2 separate regions of the Homo sapiens genome follow, and region 1 is linked to region 2. The links are chromatin loops, found by intact Hi-C in ENCODE. Cell type or tissue: tibial artery. All regions are shown on one strand. Links, peaks and the distances in the headings refer to the core of each region. The heading gives the core; the rest is flanking DNA.

Region 1 (16,284 bases), core at 3,212-8,211, 120 kb after region 2:
AAGCTAATCTAACAGTAGGATAAAATCTGAAATTGAGACCATTCTGGAAGATTGTGAACATATAGTTACCAGAGTTGAAACCCATGTCGTTCTTCACTGGTTATATTCCACTACCCTGAGGCATTTAGTGTGCAGGCCTAACCATGTGAGATTTTATGCACAGACAAGTTAGACTAGCCAGGTCTCACCTGCAGGACTGGTAGCTGGAAACTAGGAAGACTCTCTAGTGTAGTTGTGCTCTCCCTCTGAGCTGAAGGATAGAATGGAACAGTGAAAGATAACTTACTTGGGCAGTTTCTCGGCAGTGTTACTTGTGGGTCAGGGTAATGAGGTAGTTCTTAAAGGAACACTACTCAGAAGGGAAACACAATCAGCAATTTAAGAGATGGGATATAAAGTCTGTTCTTTTCCTGTGAGGACCAGGTACTGGCAGAGAGGTCTGAGATTTAACTATGAGTGGGAAAATAGCCAATATAAATATTTAGGTGAGCTATGGAAGATGGCAGCCTCTTAGCAAGAGGACTGGTGGTACCACCTTTACTGAAAAAGATGGGGAGAAGAATGGATATTGGCCTTATAATCCTCAGAACTGAGCGCCCAGCATTTTCAATATAGGGACTTTTGAGAAGCCAGTTTAATCCTATAGGCCAACCTTCTGGCTAAATAGTAGGACTCGACTGGTGACAGGATGAGTGCTAACCAGGCAAAATCCAGAGTTTCCCTTCACTCTGAAGAAAATGGGATGGCTCTTAAAGAATATTAAGGAGCCAACTAGAGACAATGCTCTTTGGGGGGCAAACCTCAACATCTTGTCATCTTGAAAATCTTCATTTTAGTATATGTGTCTATAGTTGAAGCTCCATTCCTTTGGAAATGTTATTTAACTTACCAAAATTGTTGGGGGTGAGGACTCTTGTGTGGCCTGAATGCCCATTTGGGGATGGTCTGAAAGAAAAAATCCCCTGTCCAGAGGAGGCAGATGAAGTTCTAAGGAAAGCAAATAAAAGCATCAGCAGAGAAAAGGACAGGTAAAGGTAAAAATAAAAAGCATATGTAATGGAAGAGCCTATACAGCTAGGCCAGAGAGGAAAAAATTCCCTGCTTGCAACTGATGATAATTTTTTCTTTTTTTTTTTTTGAGACAGGGTCTCACTCTGTTGCCCAGGTTGGAGTGCAGTAGTATGATCATGGCTCACTGCAGCCTTGACTTCCTAAACTCAAGTGATCCTCCTGTCTTAGTCTCCCAAGTAGCTGGGACCACAAGCATACACCCACCAAGCCCGGGTAATTAGGTCTCACTTTGTTGCTCAGCCTGGTCTCCAACACCTGGGCTTAAGCAATCCTCCCACCTTAGCCTCCCGAAGTGCTAGGATTACAGGTGGGAGCCACTACCGGGCCAAAATACAGTAATTTGGATGTATATTAAACACAGTGCTATCCAGCTTTCTTTTTTGCTTATAAGGCACATTGTAAACTTCGGTGGTACAAGCCAGTGGAGAAGTAATCCCAGGACTGCTGGCAGAGTTTTGTTTTTTTGTTTGTTTTTTGAGACGGAGTCTCACTCTGTCACCCAGGCTGGAGGGCAGTGACACCATGTCAGCTCACTGCAACCTCCGCCTCCTGGATTCAGCAATTCTCCTGCCTCAACCTCCCGAGTAGCTGGGATTACAGGCACGTGACACCGCTCCCGGCTAATTTTTTATTTTTAGTAGAGACAGGGTTTCGCCATGTTGGCCATACTGGTCTCAAACTCCTGACCTCAAGTGATCCACCCTCCTCGGCCTCCCAAAGTGCTGGGATTACAGGCGTGAGCCACCGCACCCAGCCTGCTGGCAGAGTTTAAGTATGAACACATCCCAAGAAAAAGGAAGCATAGTGTTACTGACCTATAAGATAGGCTATGAGTTGAAGCCGGTGAAGGGGTTTCTGGAAAGCATAAAAATAAGCCTGTGAGATAATCCATGAACTGGAGAAGAGATTCAGGTATACTTGGGGCCAGGGCAAAGGAAATGGAGATAAAAGATTTTTAGTATATGGGTTAGGGTTGGGGGCTAATGCCAAGTGAAAAAGCTCACAAATCACATAGCAGTATCTCTTATAGGTGCTTTCCTCTCCCTTTCATGAGTCTGTGGGCTGAGATCCCTCACTGCCTTCATGTGCTCTCATGTATCTGTGCCTTGGTTTCCCCTCTAAGATGGAAATCACCAGAAAGAATGGGTAAAGACAAAAATTAGCTAGGAGTGACATCAACAAAAATTAGCTAGGAGTGACATCAACAAAAATGGCAGAGCAAAGACCTCCAAAAATTTCCTCCTCCATAAAAGCAATGAGAAAATTGGCATAATGGTCAGAATCAACTTTTTCAGAAATCTGAAAATTAACAAAGGGCTTGTAGTAATCTGGAGAATGTTTATTCAAGAAAAATAGCAAAATGTTAGTAAAAACAGCAAGGTTTGTGGCATTTTAACTTGCTCTATTGCCATTTCTCCTTCTCCACCTCCATGATAGCCTTGAAAACCAACAGGGCATGCTCATGATGAAACCCAACAGTCTGGCAGTCACTAGAGGGGATGGAACAGGGTTGGAGCTTTTTGAAGGATTCATTCCCAGAGAACTGTCATTATTTGACCTGTCTAGTGGTTCCCTGGAAGACCCCACTTTCAAGGTTGTCTTAATTTGACAGCACCAGGACTTGGAGCTCAAGTTCACCAGGACTTGGAGCTCAGAGCTTACCAAGTGCAGAAAAACCTTTCTCCAGTCTGATGAAAACAATTAGAAGCACTTGTTTGGCTGCCTAAGGAGATAAATATCAGCTGGGACAAACAAAAGGCTAACCAAAAAGCATGACATATAGAAAACAAATAACAAAATGCAGAAGTCAGTCCTTCCTTATCTGTAATTACATTAAATGTAAATGAATTAAAAGGCAGAAACTGGCAGAACAGATGAAAGAAAAAACAAGTCCAACTATGCACAGTCTACAAGATACTCACTTTGGATTCAAAGATGCATATAGGTTGAAAGGAGAAGGATGAAAAAATATATTCCATGCAAAAAACAAGGAACAAAAGAGTGGCTATACTAATATCAGACAAAATAGACTTTAAGACAAAATTGTTGGGCCAGGCACAGTGGCTCATGCCTGTAATCCTCAGCACTTTGGGAGGCCGAGGCAGGCAGATCACTTGAGGCCAGGAGTTCGAGACCAGCCTAGCCAACATGGTGAAACCTTGTCTCTACTAAAAATACAAAAATTAGCTAGGCGTGGTGGCACATGCCTATAATCCCAGCTACTAAAGAGGCTGAGGCACAAAAATCACTTGAAGCCAGGAGGAGGAGGTTGCAGTGAGCCAAGATTTTGCCACTGCACTCTAGCCAAGACGAGAGTGAGACTCTGTCCCAAAAAAAAAAAAATTGTTACAAGAGACAAAGGCATTAAATAATGATAAAGGGGTCCATTTATCAAGAAGAGAAACATTTATATGTGCATCTAACAATAGAGTCCTAAAATACATGAAGCAAAAACTGATAGAATTGAAGAGAAAATAAGACAATTTGACAATAATAGGGACTGGGCATGGTTGCTCATGCCTATAATCCCAGCACTTTGGGAGCTGAGGCAGGAGGATTGCTTGAGCCCAGGAGTTCGAGACCAGCCAGGGCAGAACAGGGAGACCTCGTCTCTACAAAGACATGAAAATTGAAATAAAAAAACTAGCCAGGCGTGGTGGTGCATGCCTTTTGTTCTAGCTACTCAGGAGGCTGAAGTGGGACTATCGCTTAAGCCTGGAAGGTGGAGGCTGCAGTGAGCCACAATTGTGCCACTACACTCCAGCATCAACAACAGCACGAGACTCTGTCTCAAAAAAACAAGAAAACAAAAAACCAAAAACCACAATAATAGTTGGTGACTTTAATACCCCACTTTCAATAACAGACAGAACAACTGGACAGAAGATCAGCAAGGAAAGGAAACAGAAGCATACTAATTGAACAACACGATATACTAGCTAAACCTAGCAGACTCTATAGAATACACCACCCAAAAAGAGTAGAATATACATTCTTTCCACATACACATGGAGCATTCTCCAGGATAGACCACATGTTAGGTCATAAATTTAAAAGGATTTAAATCAGGCCGGGTGTGGTGGCTCACGCCTGTAATCTCAGCACTTTGGGAGGATGAGGCAGGCAGATCACCTGAGGTCAGGAGTTTGAGACCAGCCTCAACATGGAGAAACCCCGTGTCTACTAAAAATACAAAATTAGCCGGGTGTGGTGGTGGTGCATGCCTGTAATCCCAGCTACTCGGGAGGCTGAGGCAGGAGAATTGCTTGAACCTGGGAGGCGGAGGTTGCGGTGAGCCGAGATTGCACCACTGCACTCCAGCCTGGGCAACAAGAAAGAAACACCATCTCAAAAAAAAAAAAAAAAAAAAAAAACATTTAAAAGGATTTAAATCACTGAAAGTCAAAATCAATAACAGTAGGAAATTTGGGAACTTCACACATATGTAGATATTGAACAACACATTGATAAACAACCAATGGGTCCAAAAAACAAAAATCACAAAGGACATTAGAAAATACTTTGGAATGGGATCAGCATGGGTATAATCCCAGCACTTTGGGAGGCTGAGGCGGGCAGATCACCTGAGGTAAGGAGTTGGAGACCAGCCTGGCCAACATGGTGAAACCCCGTCGCTACTAAAAATACAAAAATTTGCCAAGCATGGTGGCACGTGCCTGTAGTCCCAGCTACTTGGGAGGCTGAACCTGGGAGGCGAAGGTGGCAGTGAGCTGAGATGGCACCACTGCACTCCAGTCTGGGCAACAGAGTGAGACCCCATCTCAAAAAAAAACACAAATGAACAAACAACCTTTGGAATGAATGTAAACAAAACACAGCATGCCAAATGTTATAGGATGCAGTAAAAGCAGTGCTACAGTGAAATTTATGACTGGAAACATCAATAGTAAAAAAGATCTCAAATCAATAATCGAAACTTCCACCTTAGGAAACTAGAAAAAGAACTAAATCCAAAATAATGAGAAGGAAGGAAATAGACTAAACCAGAAGTAAATGAAACAGATAATAGAAGAAGTAATACAGACTCTCAACAAAACGAATTCTTTGAAATGATTGACAAAGAAAGAGGAAAAGACTCAAATTACTAAAATTAAGAATGAAAAAGAGAACACTGTTGTTACCAACCTGACAGAAATAAATTGGCTAGAACATCTATGTTTTTCAAAGGAGTGGGAGATTTCAAATGTGGGAGATTTAGAGGGAGACTATTTGGAGAATTAAAAAAAGAGATTTGGGAATTTCAAATTCTTTCTTGTGAAAGTCTTCTCTGATAGGTATTCTCTAGGTACTGGCTAATGCCCTTGAAAATGGTAACAACAGTAATAATTTTAAGGGGCTTTAGGTAAGAAATTAAGTAAGCAGACCCAAAATATTCCTTCACTGGAATATTTTTATGTTTAAAACACAGCAAAGAAGCCAGATACCCTTCAGGCCAACAATCAGCATCCTGTGAACCTTCTTTTTACACTTAGCTTGTAATGCCATCTTGTGGCAATTCAAAAAAATCCAAGTCAATTTTACTGAAAAGTTATCCTCCATCTCCTGACCAGAGGTTTTCAATGACTTTCTATCACTCAAATCTTTATTTTCCCCTTATTAGTTGGAAGACAAAAATATCATTATTTGAAAAACTTGTAGGCCGGGCACAGTGGCTCACGCCTGTAATCCCAACACTTTGGGAGGCCGAGGAAGGCGGATCACCTGAGGTCAGGAGTTCGAGATCAGCCTGGGCAACACGATGAAACCCCGTCTCTACTAAAAATACAGAATTAGCCAGGCGTGGTGGCACATGCCTGTAATCCTAGCTACTCGGGAGGCTGAGGCAGGAGAATCGCTTGAACATGGGAGGCGGAGGATGTGGTGAGCCGAGATCATGCCATTGCACTCCAGCCTGGGCAACAAGAGTAAATCTCCATCTCACCAAAAAAAAAAAAAAAAACCTTGTAATATATGTATGGATACATGGAATCACTGTCAGGAAAAAAAAACAAGTGAAATGGCATTATATTATGCATAGAAAACCAGAAATCCGCAGATCTTCGCATAGAGTAAGTTGATTTCTGACACCCTTTTCCCCCCACCTCACCATTATAAGAGTCTCTGGGAGTTCTCCTTCCCTGCAGACCTCTGCCTCCCTGATAGACAAATAATAAGCATCAATTAATAAATATATCTCAGTTATCTGGCTTCCCTATTCCCTATTTATCTATAGCTACACATTCAAGCATATATTGTTCTACTGCAGTGGGCATACTAGTCAAAGAAAGATCCATACTTTACTCCTTCCAAAATGAACACCATGGACACTGTTGATTGAGTCCTTAAACACTTTCACTATTTCCACCCCTATTTATTCTCTGTCAGTTTCTAATATCAGGTCTCCATTGCCAAAAGAAAATAGGGTCCAGTATGACATCAGATAATTTATGCCAAAACCAATATAAATTTAAGTTCTTGATAAACCTTTGCTTTCATTTAGCATTAGAAACTTCAATCTGGAAAGATAAGGTGAACATTACTTACTTGTCCCAAGCTACCAAAGCCAGCCTCTCTATAAGGAATAGATTCCGCTGAGGAGGACCGACTGTATAAGGTGAAACAAAAAGAAAAAAAAGGCAAAAAACCTAGTTTTACTTTTTATTGTTGTTGTTTTTTTGTTTTGGTTTTTTTCAGACAGAGTCTCACTCTGTTGCCCAGGCTAGAGCACAATGGCACAAGCTTAGCTCACTGCAGCCTCCGCATCCTGGGTTCAAGTGATTCTCATGCCTCAGCCTCCCAAGTAGCTAGGACTACAGGCGTGCACCACCATGCCCAGCTAAGTTTTGTATTTTTAGTAGAGACAGGGTTTCACCATGTTGGCCACACTGGTCTCGAACTCCTGACCTCAAATGATCCACTCGCCTCAGCCTCCCAAAGTGCTGGGATTACAGGCATAAGCTACTGTACCCAGCCTCAGAAAACCTAGCTTTATATGTTGTTAGCACACAGAACACTCGTTTTTTTTGGGGGAAGGGGCACATGTCACTAATAGAAAGTCTCCGAAGCTGGATTGATGGGAGGAAAACACCTTTCCCTTCTAGTTTTGAGAGACTTCCTCTTGGCTCCCAAGAGGAGGGATTCCCTGACTTTGACACACATGGCCACCTTGGCACAAAAGCCTTGTGGTATGAAAAAACAAATTCGTTTTTATGTCCTCTTCTCCTTTTCCATCTTTCAGCATAAACTTAACTCCCTTAAGCCGAGACATCTGTTAGGACCTGACCCCCAGTCATTGATTACCAGTTTGTCTGGCAATCTGGACTTTCCAGTGATGCCACTGAGATGGCACCTGTCAAAAGAGCAGTGGTTCCATTTCTAGATTGTGGATCTTCAGATAAATTCTGCCATTTTCATTTCATTCCCTGAAAGTCAGGGTTGGCTTGTGAAAAGTTGTTAAACAATATGCTAAATGTGAAATGTCAACCCTCACTCTCAACTTTCCCTGTTCGGAGCATGAGATGAAGACTTCATTGGGTTTTATAGTGGCTTTCTGATTTTTGGTAATCCATTGAAGAAGGGAGTTTGAGAGTTGTTGTATACTGTTAATGATTGTCTGCCCATGTCCTGCCTGAATGGACAGTATCTTTAATAAAGCTGGATACAGTTTGGCTTAGGGAAAAAAAAAAACCCTAGCTTTAAACTTCTACATAGACCTAAAATTTCATCAGTCCCAATCTGAGCTACAACTAGATATTTCTTCTATCTTCCAACTTTTGCCAACAGTTTTAATGTTGCTGTGTAGGTTTACCTGACCACTTGACTGCTATGCTGGAAACTGGGTCGTGGGGTAACTGAAAGAGAATAAAGTACAGAATAAAAAGTTGCCATCAATGGTATGCCTGCCTTGCCTGGCCAATTTGTTGTACATGGTTATCTGGTTATATAATGTTTTCATATTACACATAAAGTTAGGAAGATCACATTATTGTCTCTGAGAGGAAACCATCTTCTACATAAGGAAAGGATATTCATCTCACACAGATATTTAGGGGAAAAATGTTCTCCACCTGACTGTGATGGGGAAGTAATGCCCACTGGTCGAGGTGTGATTGACCTGCAAGGGAAAAAAAAAGAGGCGGCTCTAATCTCTCTAGGCAGAGGTCAAGTGCCACTTTAGAGGATCAATCAGATCATTGTTTATAGAATAATAGCTTCCTCTCTGAGGACAAATTGCTTACTCTCATGTATTATAGGTAGCATCCTAAAATATGGAAGCAAAGTTTCCATATAAAACCCATTGCTCTCCAACTCCCTAAGTGGAGCTTTCTCCACCTCTGTGTTGCCCATAATAGAAGTTTTAAAGTACACCTTTCTTCTCTCCTCAGTGCCTTACCAAGTACTCTCAACCATACATCTGTCCATCCATTCATACATCCCTCCATCCTCTCATCCACCTTAAGAAACTAGAAAAATAACTAAACCCAAAGTAACCAGAAAGAAGGATGCCATCCAACAAGCATATATTTGGGTCTATATTTCCTAGATCCTGAGATTACAAAGATAACTAGAATAACTGAGAGGCTTACAGGCTAGTGGGAGAGATGAAAAAAAAAATCAGAACAGTGTTTAAGTGTTGTAATGGGCTTATCAGAAGTATAGAAGGACAAAAGAACATTAGACTGTAACTTCTATGAATGTAGGGGCAGTGTCTCTTTAATCCATAATGCAGGACTGATATTAAAAAATATATATGTGTGTGTGTGTATATATAGAGAGAGTTTTGTTTTGTTTTCTGTTTTTTTGTTTGTTTTGAGACAGAGTCCCACTCTGTCACCCAGGCTGGAGTGCAGTGGGGTGATCTCGGCTCACTACTGCCAGCTCTGCCTCCTGGGTTCCCGCCATTCTCCTGCCTCAGCCTCCCGAGCAGCTGGGACTACAGGTGTCCTCCACCACGCCCGGCTAATTTTGTTTTTGTATTTTTAGTAGAGATGGGGTTTCACCATGTTAGCCAGAACGGTCTCAATCTCCTGACCCCATGATCCGCCCACCTTGGCCTCCCAAAGTGCTGTGATTACGGGTGTGAGCCACCACACCCAGCCGATACTAAAAATATATTTAAGAGTTGGTAGAGCATAGATATCACTAATTAGAAAGGACCGGTGGTATATATCCAGCCTGTAACATGGTACCTGATAAACAGTAGGCACTTAATATTGAATGAATGAACAGACCATCTAACTCCACCTAATGCAGTCTTCACAGAGGAAATGACTGAGTTCAATTTTGAAGGATGAGTAGTGTAAAAAGTAAGGTGGAGGTTCCTCTTTAAAGACTTTCCTCTTCATCTAATTAGGAATAAATAGTAACTTCTCTTAAAAGCAAAATTTATTTAAAGACCTGTACTAACATTCTTAAATATCTGCTAGCCGTAATAAAGAAATCAATGTACTTTATGTTCTTAGCTCCCACAATTTAGCCTAAATATTTGCCCTGGCATGCTTAGATTGGTCCAAACAAGCATTAGGTTATAGTCTGTTCCTCTTCCTTATTTGAAGGTGTTTTTACCTTTCTCAGCATTCCACAAGTTACTTCCTCCTTCCTTTGTTCTCCTCTACCTTTGCCCCTTTTCATAAGTTCTAAGTTGCTAGCCAATCGGAACAAATACAGAATGTGAGGTCTGGTTCCAGCCAATGGAAACCGGACACAGCAGTAAGGTAGACGCGTCAGGTTATGAACGACCCTGTCTCCTTTGTTCAGTGTACTCTCGTGGCAAAACTGCCGGCGAGTGTACCCTTTCTGCAGGAAGTAAAAATGACCTTGCTGAGTAAATTAAATTTATGTTCAAATGCTATTTCTTTATGGCACCAGGGAACAAGCATTTCAAACACTAGGATTTCATAAGATGACAATCCAGGGTGAGCATTACAATTAAGATTTTACTTCGGCACTTTCAGTAACTAACTCTTCCTCGGAGAAGTGAAAGCTAAATTCATTAACCATTTTCTCTCTCTCAGAGTTCACACAGCCAGGAGTCAAGAAAGAACAGGAATTTTCAGGGGGCTGGGCTAGTATGGGAGCTGATAAAACTGACCTGCTTCCTTGGTACCGACTTGGAGATTCCTATAGGTGAAAAAACCAGGAGTGAAGAAAGCTGCAACTGAGGATCCTAATCAACAGATCTTCAGTCTTACTTGCGAGATAACTAAGCTCAGTGCCCCTTAGTCATGGTTGCTAAGACTCCCAGTAGGAGGAAAAGTAGCAGCAGTATTTCCTTAGGATATTATTAGCTTTGAGGGGATAAAAGTTTAGTTCTTCATAAGAGTGCATACGGAATCCCATAGACTAACATATGTGGGGAAATACGGAGTCTCTGGTGAGAGAAAGGAAAATGACACACTACAATGTGCTAGAATAATTACAGGAGTAGGATCAATAGGAAAATTATATAAATACACAGAACATTCTTAGGAAGAAAAACTATTTAGGAAGTAGAGTGTGATGCAGAGGAAGGGTCCTGAGGTATCTTTGAGTTTCTTGAAGAGAAATGTTTAAGTTGCAACAGCTGTCTCTTCTATAAGAGAGCTTTCCAACTGGTAGGTCATGACTCACTGATGTTCAGGAATGGGTTACAAGTGTGCTATATATTGATCCTTTCAGTCCCCCAAGGTCTGCTGAGACCTCATCCATTTACTATAGTGTGCTTGTTATACAAATATCAATTTCTGTGTGTGCCATGATGAGAAAAAGATTAGGAAACACTATTCTATACAGTCAGCTAGATAGATGAGAAAAGTAAGAGAGAAAATAATAATAAGGAAAATCTATTTCATTCACCTTTAGAATGGCTAGAAATTTCTTCAGTTCTCCATTCTCCTTCCTTAAGACTGACAATTCTCTAGGCAAAAGATGGAAACAATCAGCTCCAGCAAATCAGGGATTAAAAACCTGATTTTTTATTATTATAACTATTAACATCTAGTTAATACTTACTGAGAAATGCTTGCAGCTATACAAGCTATTTCTATCAGGGATTTGATGATTCAAGGAGACTAATGGCAGGGTTTTGATAATGAGAACAATTAGGTGGACAAAATAAGCAATTACTTGGTATGATTTCAGGGGAATTTGCAAAGAATTCCATTTCCTCTCTCCACCCACACACACACCCCTGGCCTGCTGATGTCTAAAAATTTTTATCAAGGACTCCATCTTGTGATTGCTTTGGCAGCACATACACTAAAATTGGAACAATACAGAGGAGATTAACATAGCCCCCAAAGAAAGTTAACATGTAAATGCTTGAAGCATTCCATAAAAAAAAAAAACAAAAAAAACTTTAAAAGAAGAAAAAAAAAGGATTCCAGACCAGCCTGGGCAATATGCAGAGACTCCTCTCTACAAAAAAAAAAAAAAAATACAAAAATTAGCCAGGCATAGTGGTGTGCACTTGTAGTCCCAGCTACTTGGGAGGCTGAGGTGGGAGGATTGCTTGAGCCCAGGAGATTGAGGCTACAATGAGTGTTATCAGTGTGAATCAGCTATATCTGATTTCCCAAGGAAGCAGATGTTTTTTTTTGTTTTTGTTTTTGAGACAGTGTCTCACTTTTTCACCCACGCTGGAGTGTCGTGGTGTGATCATAGCTCACTGTAACTCAGACTCCTGGGCTCAAACGATCTTCTGGCCTCAGCCTCCCAAGTAGCTGGGACTACAGGTGTGAACCACCATGTCTGGCTAATTTTTGTTTAAAATTTTTTTTTTTTTAGAAACAGAGTCTCGCTGTGTTGCCCAGGCTGATCTTCTCCTGGCCTCAAGTGATCTTCTGCTTCGGTCACCCAAAGTGCTGGGATTACAGGTGTGAGCCACTGCACCTGGTCTGGGAAGCAGTTTTTGATACCGAGAAATAGAAGAGGAAAACTATAAAGTGAGGAGGGCCTCTGGAGGGAAGAAAGAGAAAAAATGGAGATTCAGGGGATCAAAAATTCTGTACCTGATTTTCCCAAACAAACAAATACATATGGAGCAATTTCCAGGCTTTGCAAACACAATAAGGACTGTCACTTCTTAGAAAAAAAAAAAAAAAAAAAGCTCTCTTGGGACTTGATTTGTTACTTACTTGTCCTGGCTCACCAGTGCTTGCTGTGCCTCCTGCATGGCTGTTTCTAACTTTGTAATTCTATGCTTATAAAAGGCGATGAGGAGATCTGTTTGTTTCTTCTGGAAACTCCACACCTACTAGGGAAAAACAAGCCTTTGACATACTCTCCCATAACTCCTTTCCCTTCACTTCTGGCAAGAAAGGGAAGCCATCAAATCACACTTTATTATACTGCTCATTTTCTTCTAGAACATCTGGCCTAATTCACAACTTCCCAGAACTAGAGAGCTCAGCACTCATTTCCAGGACACTAGCCTTCTACTGTCTTTTTTTTTTTTTTTTTTGAGACAGAGTTTCGCTATTGTTGCCCAGGCTAGAGTGCAATAGTGCGATCTCGGCTCACCGTAACCTCTGCCTCCTGGGTTCAAGCTATTCTCCTGCCTCAGCCTCCCGAATAGCTGGGTTTACAGGCATGTGCTACCACGCCCAGCTAATTTTGTATTTTTAGTAGAGACGGGGTTTCTACATGTTGGTCAGGCTAGTCTTGAACTTCCGACCTCAGGTGATCTACCCACCTCAGCCTCCCAAAGTGTTGGGATTACAGGCGTGAGCCACCGCACCCGGCCCCTTTTACTATCTTAATGAGAATATTCTACCATAGTAGAATGACCCTTTAAATATATAATTTTTCATCCCGTGCAAGAAGAGAGATTTTTTTTAAAACTGTTTTTCAAGCTTAGAATTGGTTCTAACTTGTCAACTATTAGTTTGGATCAGCCTCCACATTCATAGCTATTACACAGCCTTGGTGACCAATTTATTTTCCCTAAAGACACCTACAGAGTCACCTGCAGGCTGCTTATGCTGCTATAGGAAAGGGTGGAGAGGCACAGAAGGAGATTACCTATGCTTGAATTTTTTTTCTGGGCATGCACACGTAATTTTTTATTTTGCCTCACTTTACCATTTGCTATACTAATGTGTCTATCATGGGATTGCTGAATCGGATCAAAAGTTAATATTTAGAAAGTGTTTTAGCTTTGTCAGGCTCTACTTTTGAGTACACAGCAGTATTTACGTCTCATCTGCTTCCTCCCTGTTCAGACTATAAACCCTCTTTTGTCTAGGGTCCTTTCCTAGATCTTGGTACTCTTCTCATAAACTTTTTGTTCTCACTTAATTTTCAAATTGCTCTTGCCACCTTACTAAAGAATTGTACTTAAGAGTTTCCTTTCTACTTGAAAGTAAACTAAACTAGTTTTAGATAGATAAGAATTTACTCTAGTCTATTTTTTTAAACCCTCATTTTTAATAAAACTAAAATGTTTATTTTAAGCTGTGAAAAGAAAATGTTTACTTTAAGCCAGGCATGGTGATCATGCCTATAATCTCAGAGACTCAGGAAGCCAAGGCTGAGGCAGGAGGATTGCTTGAGGCCAGGAATTTGAGACCAGCCTAAGCAACATAGCAAGACCCTGTCTCTATGAAAAATAATTTTGATTTATTTTATTTTATTTTTTTTGTGTGTGTGTGACTGAGTCTCGCTCTGTCGCCCAGGCTGGAGTGCAATGGCACGATCTCAGCTCACTGCAACCTCCGCCACCCACGTTCAAGCGATTCTCCTGCCTCAGCCTCCTGAGTAGCTGGGATTACAGGCGTCCGCCACCACGCCTGGCTAATATTTGTATTTTTAATAGAGACAGGGTTTCACCATGTTGGTCAGACTGGTCTCGAACTCCTGACCTCGTGATCCACCTGCCTCAGCCTCCCAAAGTGCTGGGATTACAGGTGTGAGCCACCATGCCCGGCCAAAAAATAATTTAAAAAATTTAGCCAGGCGTGATAATACATTCCTGTAATCTCAACTACCTGAAAGGCTGAAGTGGGTGGATTGCTTGAACCCAGGAGTTTGAGGCTGCAGGGACCCATGATCGTGCCTCTGCACTGCAGTCTGGGCAACAGAGCAACAGCCCAACTTAAAAAAATTATTTTAGAAAATTTGAATAGAGGAGGCCAGGCGTGGTGGCTCATGCTTGTAATCCTAGCACTTTGGGAGACCAAGGTGGGCAGATCACTTGAGGTCAGGAGTTCGAGACCAGCCTGGCCAATATGGCAAAACCCCGTCTCTATTAAAAATGCAAAAATTAGCCAGGCATGGTGGCGTGCACCTGTAATTCCAGCTAATGGAGAGGCTGAGGCAGGAGAATCACTTGAACCCAGAAGGTGGAGGTTGCGGTGAGCCAAGATTGCACCACTGCACTCCAGCCTGAGCAACAGAGTGAGACTCCATCTCAAAAAAAAAAAAATTAAACAGTGGAGAAGCAGAATAAAAGTCACTCTGAATCCTGGGAATTACCTAAAATGGCAGGGGGGTAGGAGTGAGGAGCAACAGAGATAAAGCTATATAATAGACAGCCAAATCACAATGTTAGTATCCCAAATATCCTAATCCTACCCTTGGGATTAGTGGGATTAGTCAGGAGTAAAATTATGTCAAAATCAGGCTAGCATCAAGATAAGCCAAATCCTACCCTAGATTAGTTAGCCCTCCCTTTGACATTACCAAGGGTCGTAAGTGCATAAACAGACCCCACTGTGGAACTCCAGGGAGCCAGACTGGACTATGGGAGGGTCTTTTGCCAGGCCTAAGCAAACCTACTTTGTCTACTTGTCCCAAAAAACTGATCATTCCAAGAAGAAGAAAGACCAGTCCAGAAAACAACCAGCAAGGAGTATTAAAGAAGCAGTGATTTTGCCTGATGCCAGGGTACAAATGTTTAGCCTATATCAAACACATTCACTGAAGAAGATTCTAAAATCTAACTCAGTAATGTACCTCAGTACAGTACTTTAAAAAATTACCAATAGTTAGCAATCTTTCAAATCCCTCAGCCTCATGAAGAGGTTGGTCTCTTTCGTTTTTCCAAAGAAGATTAACTTTTGTTTGCTTGCTTGCTTTTTTAAAAATTAAAAAAATTTTTTTAGAAATGATATCTTGCTATATTGCCCAGACTGGTCTTGAACTCCTGGTCCCAAACAATCCTCCTGCCTTGGCCTCCCAATAACTTACTTTTTCTTAAAGGTGTGATTATTTTGTTAATACAGTAACACAGAGCTGATAATAATAAAAGTAGTTCTATTGATGATAACACTTAACATTGTCTGGATAATGCAAGTGTTAAATATTGTTTGTTTTATTGGAACATTGATACCAACATTTTATTGGTATGAAACTATCTACTTCTATACCCTGATTCCTTTCCTTTATCTCCATACTAGGACCAGGTAAGGATATCATGGTCTTCATGCTCTGGATTCCTACCATTTTACTATTGATAACATGTCAAAATACAAAATTACAACAAATTTAGTTTAAAGATATTAACTGGCTTTGATTTGCAGTCCTAGACTTGAGGAACACATTATTCTAAAACACAGAATGAGTGTTCTGATTAACTGAGAAGACAAGTTGGCTTTTTAGGCAGAAAAGGGCTGAAGAAAGCAGAAACAGAGAACAAAAAGTGCATAGGTTGGTTCAAAGTTACTTTCCTTGTAAAGGGTAAAGCAGAGGGGACTTCTTTATTATGCCAGCTAAAATTGGCCTGTTTGGAGATTTAGCTATTACCTCTCTCTCTCCTGATTTCTTGGAAGATCAGATGAACTGTCAGCATGAGTAATTCCATTTTGGTTTGGTCTGTTGGACCTAGTACAGAAACTCAATCCAAACCAACAGCCTTGTATAAACTTTATTTTATATATGAAACATAATTTTTATTTTATATGCTTGAGAGAGCATATTAAAACTTCAGTTCTGAATTAGGTCCAACAAAAGGTTGGAAAGAGTAAAGGAGAAATAACTGAAAAATACTGAGAGAGGCACAGTAATGGAAGCAAAGGGGGAGCTTAGTAGGTTTACTATGATAAGACAAGACGTTTTGGTCCAATGTGGGTTATTGTAAACAAAACATTCTTGTTTGTTTATAAAACTAGGCCAGGTGCAGTGGCTCATGCCTGTAATCTTGGCACTTTGGGAAGCCAAGGTGGGCAGATATCTTGAACTCAGGAGTTTGAGAACAGCCTGGGCAACGTGGCAAAATGCTATCTCTACCAAAAGCAC
Region 2 (6,790 bases), core at 1,791-6,790:
GGAGAAAGGAGATCCTTGGGGGGCAAAAGGCCCCGGCCCCTGGCCCATGTTCCTTGCCACCTCTCTCCTGCACACAGGCCGCCATGATGGCAGAGGAGCTGAAGAAGGAGCAGGACACCAGCGCCCACCTGGAGCGCATGAAGAAGAACATGGAGCAGACCATTAAGGACCTGCAGCACCGGCTGGACGAGGCCGAGCAGATCGCCCTCAAGGGAGGCAAGAAGCAGCTGCAGAAGCTGGAAGCGCGGGTGCGGGAGCTGGAGGGTGAGCTGGAGGCCGAGCAGAAGCGCAACGCAGAGTCGGTGAAGGGCATGAGGAAGAGCGAGCGGCGCATCAAGGAGCTCACCTACCAGGTGCGGCGGACGCCAGACACCAGGAGTAGATGTGGAAGTTTCTTCTCTGGCCCCACTGCCCCGCCCTCACAGGGCTCCTCTCACCTCCTCCTTGAGATGCTGTTGGTAGATTTAACGTTCTTCTCACGCTCTGCAGTCAGTTTGACTTGAGTCTATGAGTTTTTCCAGCAAATGAAGAATCTACTTCTACTTCCTGAAAACTCTTCTAACTAGTCTTTCCCCAGGTTTCTTTCTTTCTTTTTTTTTTTTTTTAATAACTCTAAGTGCTACCATGAAGACTTCAGAACAGTTCAAAGAATCCTTCCACCTTCGACTGTGGGGATAAGAGTCAGGGGAGGGGAAAAGACCCGGAAATCTTCCATAGAACTTCTGGCACACAAAGAGAAGGCCACAGAGAAAGAGGACCCTAGAATGCTCTAAAACCTCCACTTGCATAGCTGAGAGCTGTGCCCTTGGCCCGTTATTTTCAGTGTACCTGGGAAGAAAAGGCCAAGGAGACGAGGGTGTCAGTCCATTTGATAGATGGATACCAGAGGCACAAGAAAGAGGTTACAGATACAGAACCACAGAGTGATTTGTGGACAGAAGTAGAAATGGCATCCTGGCACATACAATGATAAAGAGATAGGAATGATCGAGTGACGTTGGAGCCAGTGATCCCGATGCCTGAATTCTGGCCCAGTACAATATATTAGAATGTAGAATAATCTGGATTATGATAATACCCCCTTCTTTCTGCATTCTTTTTCTGGTCAAGAACTACTGGCCAAGAGAACCTATGTAAGTCCAGGTTGGAGCTTTATCCACCATACTGGAGCTGGAACAGACCTGGTGCTTTTATATTACCACATTAGGGAATTCCATTAGGTTCTGAGCCCCTCCCCCTACTTCTAGCTTTATGACTTCAGCCTTCATTGCTCTGTGGATCCCTGACTGACAACCTTGCATTGCCCCTTTGACCTACGATAGAGTCAGAGAATCTTCCCCACCACCTCTTTGACCTGGATCATTGCAGGGAGGGGCAGCAAAGGCAAGGGGAGAAGAGTAAAATGATGGAGGAGGGAAAGGTGATTGCATTTGCTCCCCCTCCAAACCAGCTTCTCCCACCCTCCCACCCCCAGACAGAGGAAGACAAAAAGAACCTGCTGCGGCTACAGGACCTGGTGGACAAGCTGCAACTGAAGGTCAAGGCCTACAAGCGCCAGGCCGAGGAGGCGGTGAGTTCAGAGCTTTCTTCCCTTTCTCATCAACACACCTACTATTTGTGAGAACCAATGAATATCTCCTACAGAGGGGCCTGGACAAAGAGTTTGCTATAAACTTTAACTCTCAAACATTTGTTTGACACATCTGGTATGCTCAGAGCTGTCAGGTGTTCTGAATTAACAAAGGCACCACCTACAAGCTGCTTACAATTCAGATACCATAACCCAACAGAAGGCAGTGTAGATGCTAGTGCAGGACGTGGGGCAGCCGAAGCTGAAGGCAGGAAGGTGGCGGTGGAATTGGGCCTAGAAGGGGACCCAGCTAGCCACAGGGCAGTGGGGAAGACATCTGGGTGGATGTGAGTTGCTGATTAGCATGCCTGCACAGGAAGCTGGGGTCCGGGACAGGTGCAGCAAAACAGGATTCTGAAGGGGCCCAGATCGGGCAGCATGGGATTTGTCTGGGGCAGTGGATGGCCGTGAAGGACTCTGAGTGCTGGACATGTTTGAGAAGAGTGCAAGGCAGTTGCAGGATACCCTTGGGAAGGCTGTTGCAGGAATATGCATGAGGTATGGGTGCCTCAGGGACAGGGAGCTGGAACCTCAGGTTGAGAGGCTGAGAATCCCATAGCCCATCTCCAGCTCATTCACCCATCCCCACTGTCCCACCACAGGAGGAGCAAGCCAACACCAACCTGTCCAAGTTCCGCAAGGTGCAGCATGAGCTGGATGAGGCAGAGGAGCGGGCGGACATCGCTGAGTCCCAGGTCAACAAGCTTCGAGCCAAGAGCCGTGACATTGGTGCCAAGGTGGGTCCCTCCCCTGGGCTTCACTAGTCACTTCCACATTAGCATGCCCCCTGATATGGGTGCCCTTCAGAGTGGGCACTGCTTGCCCTATATGTAGGCAGTTCTGAGGGTCCCATAGCTTACATAACCTGAGAATCCACTCTCCTGCTCAAAACAGCCCCCCACTGACTGGAACTTCTGCAGAGATCCCCAGTTCCATCCCCCTAAACCACAAGTGCCTCTAACGTGGGACCACAGGATCCCTGGGGCCCTGCCTCTCCCTCCAAGGGCATCTCCCTTAGGCCTCTGAAAGCCCCAGGGATTTGTCCCCACACACTTCTCCCTCTTGCCAGCTGCCCCCTCACACCTCTTATTCTTTTTGCAGCAAAAAATGCACGATGAGGAGTGACACTGCCTCGGGAACCTCACTCTTGCCAACCTGTAATAAATATGAGTGCCAAACTCTGCCTGAGCCCATCTGTCCTTCCTGCCAGCTGTCCATCCTGGATCAGGGCAGTAGGGGGCCTGAGAGGAGGGAGGCCCCCAGCCCCTGTATCAGAGCTGCCAGAGCCAAGGCATCCCATATCCACAAGGAAGGAGACCGAGGTGCAGAGGAGTGAGGTGTTCTGCCTGACGTGGACAGCTGTGAGTCCCAGTTCTGCTCAGTCAACCACACAAGGGTGGAGAGGGAGAAATTTCAAAAGTGAAGAAAACAATGGCATCAAAATGGTGAGCCAGTCCAAGATGCTACGAGATAGAATTTTGGTGCCGAAGTTGAAGCCACTCTCCACCTACCCCACCCCTGAGGCTGCAATGATTAAAGGTGTCCTAGGACACCCATTCTTTCTGAAATGAATTTTCCACCAATGCCAGAAAAGGCTCAGAGCTGGCTGAGAATTAAGGTATGGGAAAGGAGATGGGAGAGATTCCATTCTAGTCAGCCCCTAGGAAGTAACTCCCAGGGAGCCCCCTCCCTGTCTTCCCCAGGGGTCTCCCCCTGCCTCCTATGATTCAGCACCTCACCGTGAGGGCATCTTGAGACTCTGGGGCCAATCAACACTGAGCCCAAACCAATATGCCATGAGGACCAAGCCTGGGCATTGCTCATTTCATGTTGGTTCTCACACAGACACAGATGGCACAGGTGCCTGTACAGGGAAACACTGTGGTCACATTTCTGCTCTCTCTAAGCTCCTACTGGGGACAGTCTGGCCTGGATCACACAGCTGCTTGTGGGACAGGCCCGGTCCTGACCCCGTTCTGCACAAAGCAAATCCCCACTCCCCACTGGGCTTTGCAGCCAGGCTCTGCTGACCGCCTCCTTAACCGTTCACCTGGCACCCCATCTCCCTGACTCCCCAAGTGGAGCCTCTTCTATCCCTCCTCTGAGACCATGAGAATGGACTGTGCATAAAGCCCTGAGAAATGTGAGCAGTGACCAGAGAAACACAAAATCCTGTTGGTTCTAGCCCAGGAGAGGCTGCCAGTTCTGATGGTGAGCCAGGACACAAGGATAGGAGAACAGGAAGCAGGAGGCAGGAAAAAGACCAAGAGAGAGGAGTGGCTGCCACCAAGGAAGCAGAGCGCTCTGACCAGAGTTCAAGATCCAGGGTTCGGGCAGGACTTGGGAGCTGGGGCCTGCAGCTGGAAGGAGCGCTCCAGAAGAAGGATTGTATCTCAGGGCGGGAACACACACACATCAGCGACAGGAGATAGCACGTCAGCTGGGATGGAGCTGCTGAGCCAGGCCATGCTGGGCTCCTCGGGCTGGGCAGGAACGTCTGGCTGCACATCTGTCTGTCTCGGCCCAGCAGGGCTGACTCCCGGGCTGTGGCAGTGTCTGCTCCAAACTCCCCTGAGCCTTCCCATAGCATTCACTGTGGGGAGCTCTTGACCAGCTTGTCTCTTTCCCAGCCTGTGAGTGCTAAAGGGCAGGCCCCCCGTCACCTCTGAGGCCCTGGCACCCAGCACAGTGTGCATGGGAGATGCTCAGGAAATGTGTGCTGAGGAGCTGGCAAGCTGGGAGGGTGGACCCGCAGTGGAGGGAAGAGTTGGCCATTCTTTTCTGAGCTACAAGGAGGCTCAGTACAGTATCCAGAACACTCGCTTAGGTGTCAGAAGAGCTGCGTTCTGGCCCTAGCTCTGTCACAAATGAGTTCACCTCCCCTGGCTGGGCCTGTTTTCTCTTATGTGAAATGAGGGCATTGGACCAGCTGATAATCAACGGCTCTCCCAGCATTCGCATTTTGGGAAATCTCTCCCTCCTCTGATACCTCAGGCTGCCCTCTCCCTGCGTCCTGTGGGCCAAGTCTTCCCCACACCACAAGGGGGAGCTCTGCACACGCCCCAGGCGAGCGCCTGGCCTCCAGCCCACTAACCTGCGGGAACAGGTGTGGTGGTGCATGCATGCTCCCATGAGGAAGGCTGTGCCTTCTCAGACACAGAACTCCAGATGCCCAGCCACCAGGCACACCACAAAGTGGCCGTGCACACAGAGGTGTAGCGTAGAAGTTTTGTGTTGGAGGATGTCTTCAGCTTCTTCTGGCTAGCCCCCACATCCTCACTGCTCAGACCCAGTCCCAGAGACAGACCACGACCTGCTCTGGCAACATTCCCATGAATACTCCTTGACATTCCTGACCTGCCTAATTTCTGGGGAAGAAAGAGACTCACCAGTAGAATTTGAATATTTTAATTTGGGAATGACTTAGAGGTCCAGATTCCTCCCCTCCACCCCCCCTCCCCCAATAAGTTCCCCTCCTCTGGCCAGAGCTTCATGAGAAGCCACATCCTGGAGCACCAGGCTCCACAGATAAGTCCCCAGTGACGTCTCAGGCCAGACTGCTGTGTAGGGCTGGGGTGGGGTTTGGCGGGCTGGGGGCTAGTGAATCCCAAGGAGACGTGTCTGGGCTCCACTGTCCTCTCTGGCTGGCTGGGCCTAGGAGCCAGGTAGCCCCAGAGTCACTGCTGGTCCCCTGTGAGGATAGAGCCAGGTAGGGACCCACATCAGGATGGGTAGCTAGGGTGGGGAGGGCATCTCCTCTCCACAGAGCACAGGCACTCACCCTGGCTGGCCCCGGGTGCCATCTCAGTCCGGTAGATCTTGAAGGCATCATAGGCAAAGATGGAAACCAGGATGATGCCAAAAACCTGTGGGAGTGGGAGTGGGGATGGCAAAACAGAGGCTATAGGGCCATTGGGTTAAGGTATAGGGTGAGGTGCAAGCCAGAACCCCAAGTCCTGGCTGTGGCTTCTGATACAGAAAGTGTGCAAGCACCAGCCTGAGCTCTTGAGGGGCTAAGGAGTCCTGCAGGGCTGAACTCACAAAAGCAGCAATGGCAGCTCCGTCCCGGGAGGTCACAGCTGCAAAGGAGACCACCAGGAAGATGATGATGGCACTGACACAGCGCAGGAAGTCCTGGGGGCCAGGGGTGCAGGGTTAACAGGACCTCAGAAGGCAGGGGGCGTTACCCTGAAGTTTTCCAGGCTAGCCAGCAGCCCGACCCTGAGGGATTCTGAACCCCTCCATAGGATACCCCTCACACAATATGAAGCACATTCAAGAGACAGAGCGCTCACACTGCTACCCAGGGAGTGGAAGCAGATGAACCAGAGCAACCAGGACCAGAAGCCAGGCGCTGGGGCTGGAACCCAGGGGACAGCGGCTGGAGTATGCCAGCCCGGGGGGGTCAAGCCAGGCCAGGGCTGGGGCTGGACCTTTGCTGAGTGGGAGAGTAGATCTAGCGGATGTGGTCCTCCTGATTGCCCGTGGCCCTGCAGCTGTGAAATCAGTGTGAGTCAAAGCACACCTTTGAGTGCAGGGCATAGCATGGGACAAAGCCCAGCTGTGGTGTGGAAATGGAAAGAAGCTCGGGGAGGAAAGGAAAATGCATCATTTAGAGGAGAGGGAAGGGCCCCAAACTGGGCTAGGGGTCAGGGTTCCTCACCAGACAGGGCCAGTTAATTCGGTCGAAGCGCTGGTAGTACTGGGTGGCATAGAGGAAGAGGAAGGCAAGTGTGATGAAGAACTCCAGTAGCGCCGCGGCCATGTAGGCAGAGATGGAGGCCGTGAAGCAGATGAAGATGATGAGGGTCAGGGCCTGCAGGACCGAGCATGTGGAACATGCCAAGAAGGGGACACAGGCAGGGGCCAGGGCTTTGCCTTCCCCTCCTTGGAAGCTCCCCTAGGCTGGCACCTACTACCTGTCCTTGGAGGGGAGGAAGGACTCTGGCACATCTCCCTATCCCCTGGTGTCAGGAGCCACCGTTGCAGGGCATTTGCCGGTCAAGGGCAGTCTCCGGCCTCCCACTCTGCTCACCCAGCAACCCCAGCAGTCTGGCCAAGCCATATGGCTCCCAGGAGCACTATCCCACAGTAATTCATAGGTACAGTGTGAATGCCAGCCCCTGGAGTTGTGCCCACAGAGACCCGACTCCACAGGGA

The links. A loop is a pair of places that touch in the nucleus more often than their neighbours do. Peaks named below come from ENCODE experiments on the same cell type or tissue, not always from the same donor. Only the 100,000 strongest peaks of a DNase experiment are listed, where the experiment ranks them.
Region 1: a loop joins it to region 2, with 4 times the contacts of the local background. A loop is called at or near these places in 72 of 110 quality-filtered maps.

The regions. Positions count from the first base shown.
Region 1 is chr14:23,254,566-23,270,849 of GRCh38, reverse strand. RNF212B (ring finger protein 212B) reads right to left here. Exons shown (of 15, transcript NM_001282322.3): 5 at 12,186-12,301; 6 at 10,906-10,966; 7 at 10,163-10,191; 8 at 8,139-8,185; 9 at 7,880-7,922; 10 at 6,616-6,676; 11 at 6,179-6,227; 12 at 1,887-1,926; 13 at 890-987; 14 at 189-250. It also overlaps the pseudogene RNU6-1046P and the pseudogene HMGN2P1. Among named protein-coding and RNA genes, the nearest start is that of HOMEZ, 23 kb to the left of the region's middle. In tibial artery, for the core only: CTCF peaks have their summits at 5,369 and 5,573 (motif pointing left); no DNase peak of the experiment used is centred there; H3K27me3 peaks cover 716 bases.
Region 2 is chr14:23,378,005-23,384,794 of GRCh38, reverse strand. It overlaps CMTM5 (CKLF like MARVEL transmembrane domain containing 5), which reads right to left. Exons shown (of 6, transcript NM_001288746.2): 2 at 6,294-6,446; 3 at 5,926-6,126; 4 at 5,672-5,764; 5 at 5,412-5,496; 6 at 5,023-5,321. The coding sequence ends at 5,308. It overlaps MYH6 (myosin heavy chain 6), which reads left to right. Exons shown (of 39, transcript NM_002471.4): 36 at 78-353; 37 at 1,475-1,570; 38 at 2,233-2,367; 39 at 2,732-2,808. The coding sequence ends at 2,755. Among named protein-coding and RNA genes, the nearest start is that of CMTM5, 4.4 kb to the right of the region's middle. RefSeq lists an enhancer at 4,731-4,800. In tibial artery, for the core only: a CTCF peak has its summit at 4,677 (motif pointing right); no DNase peak of the experiment used is centred there; H3K27me3 peaks cover 2,270 bases.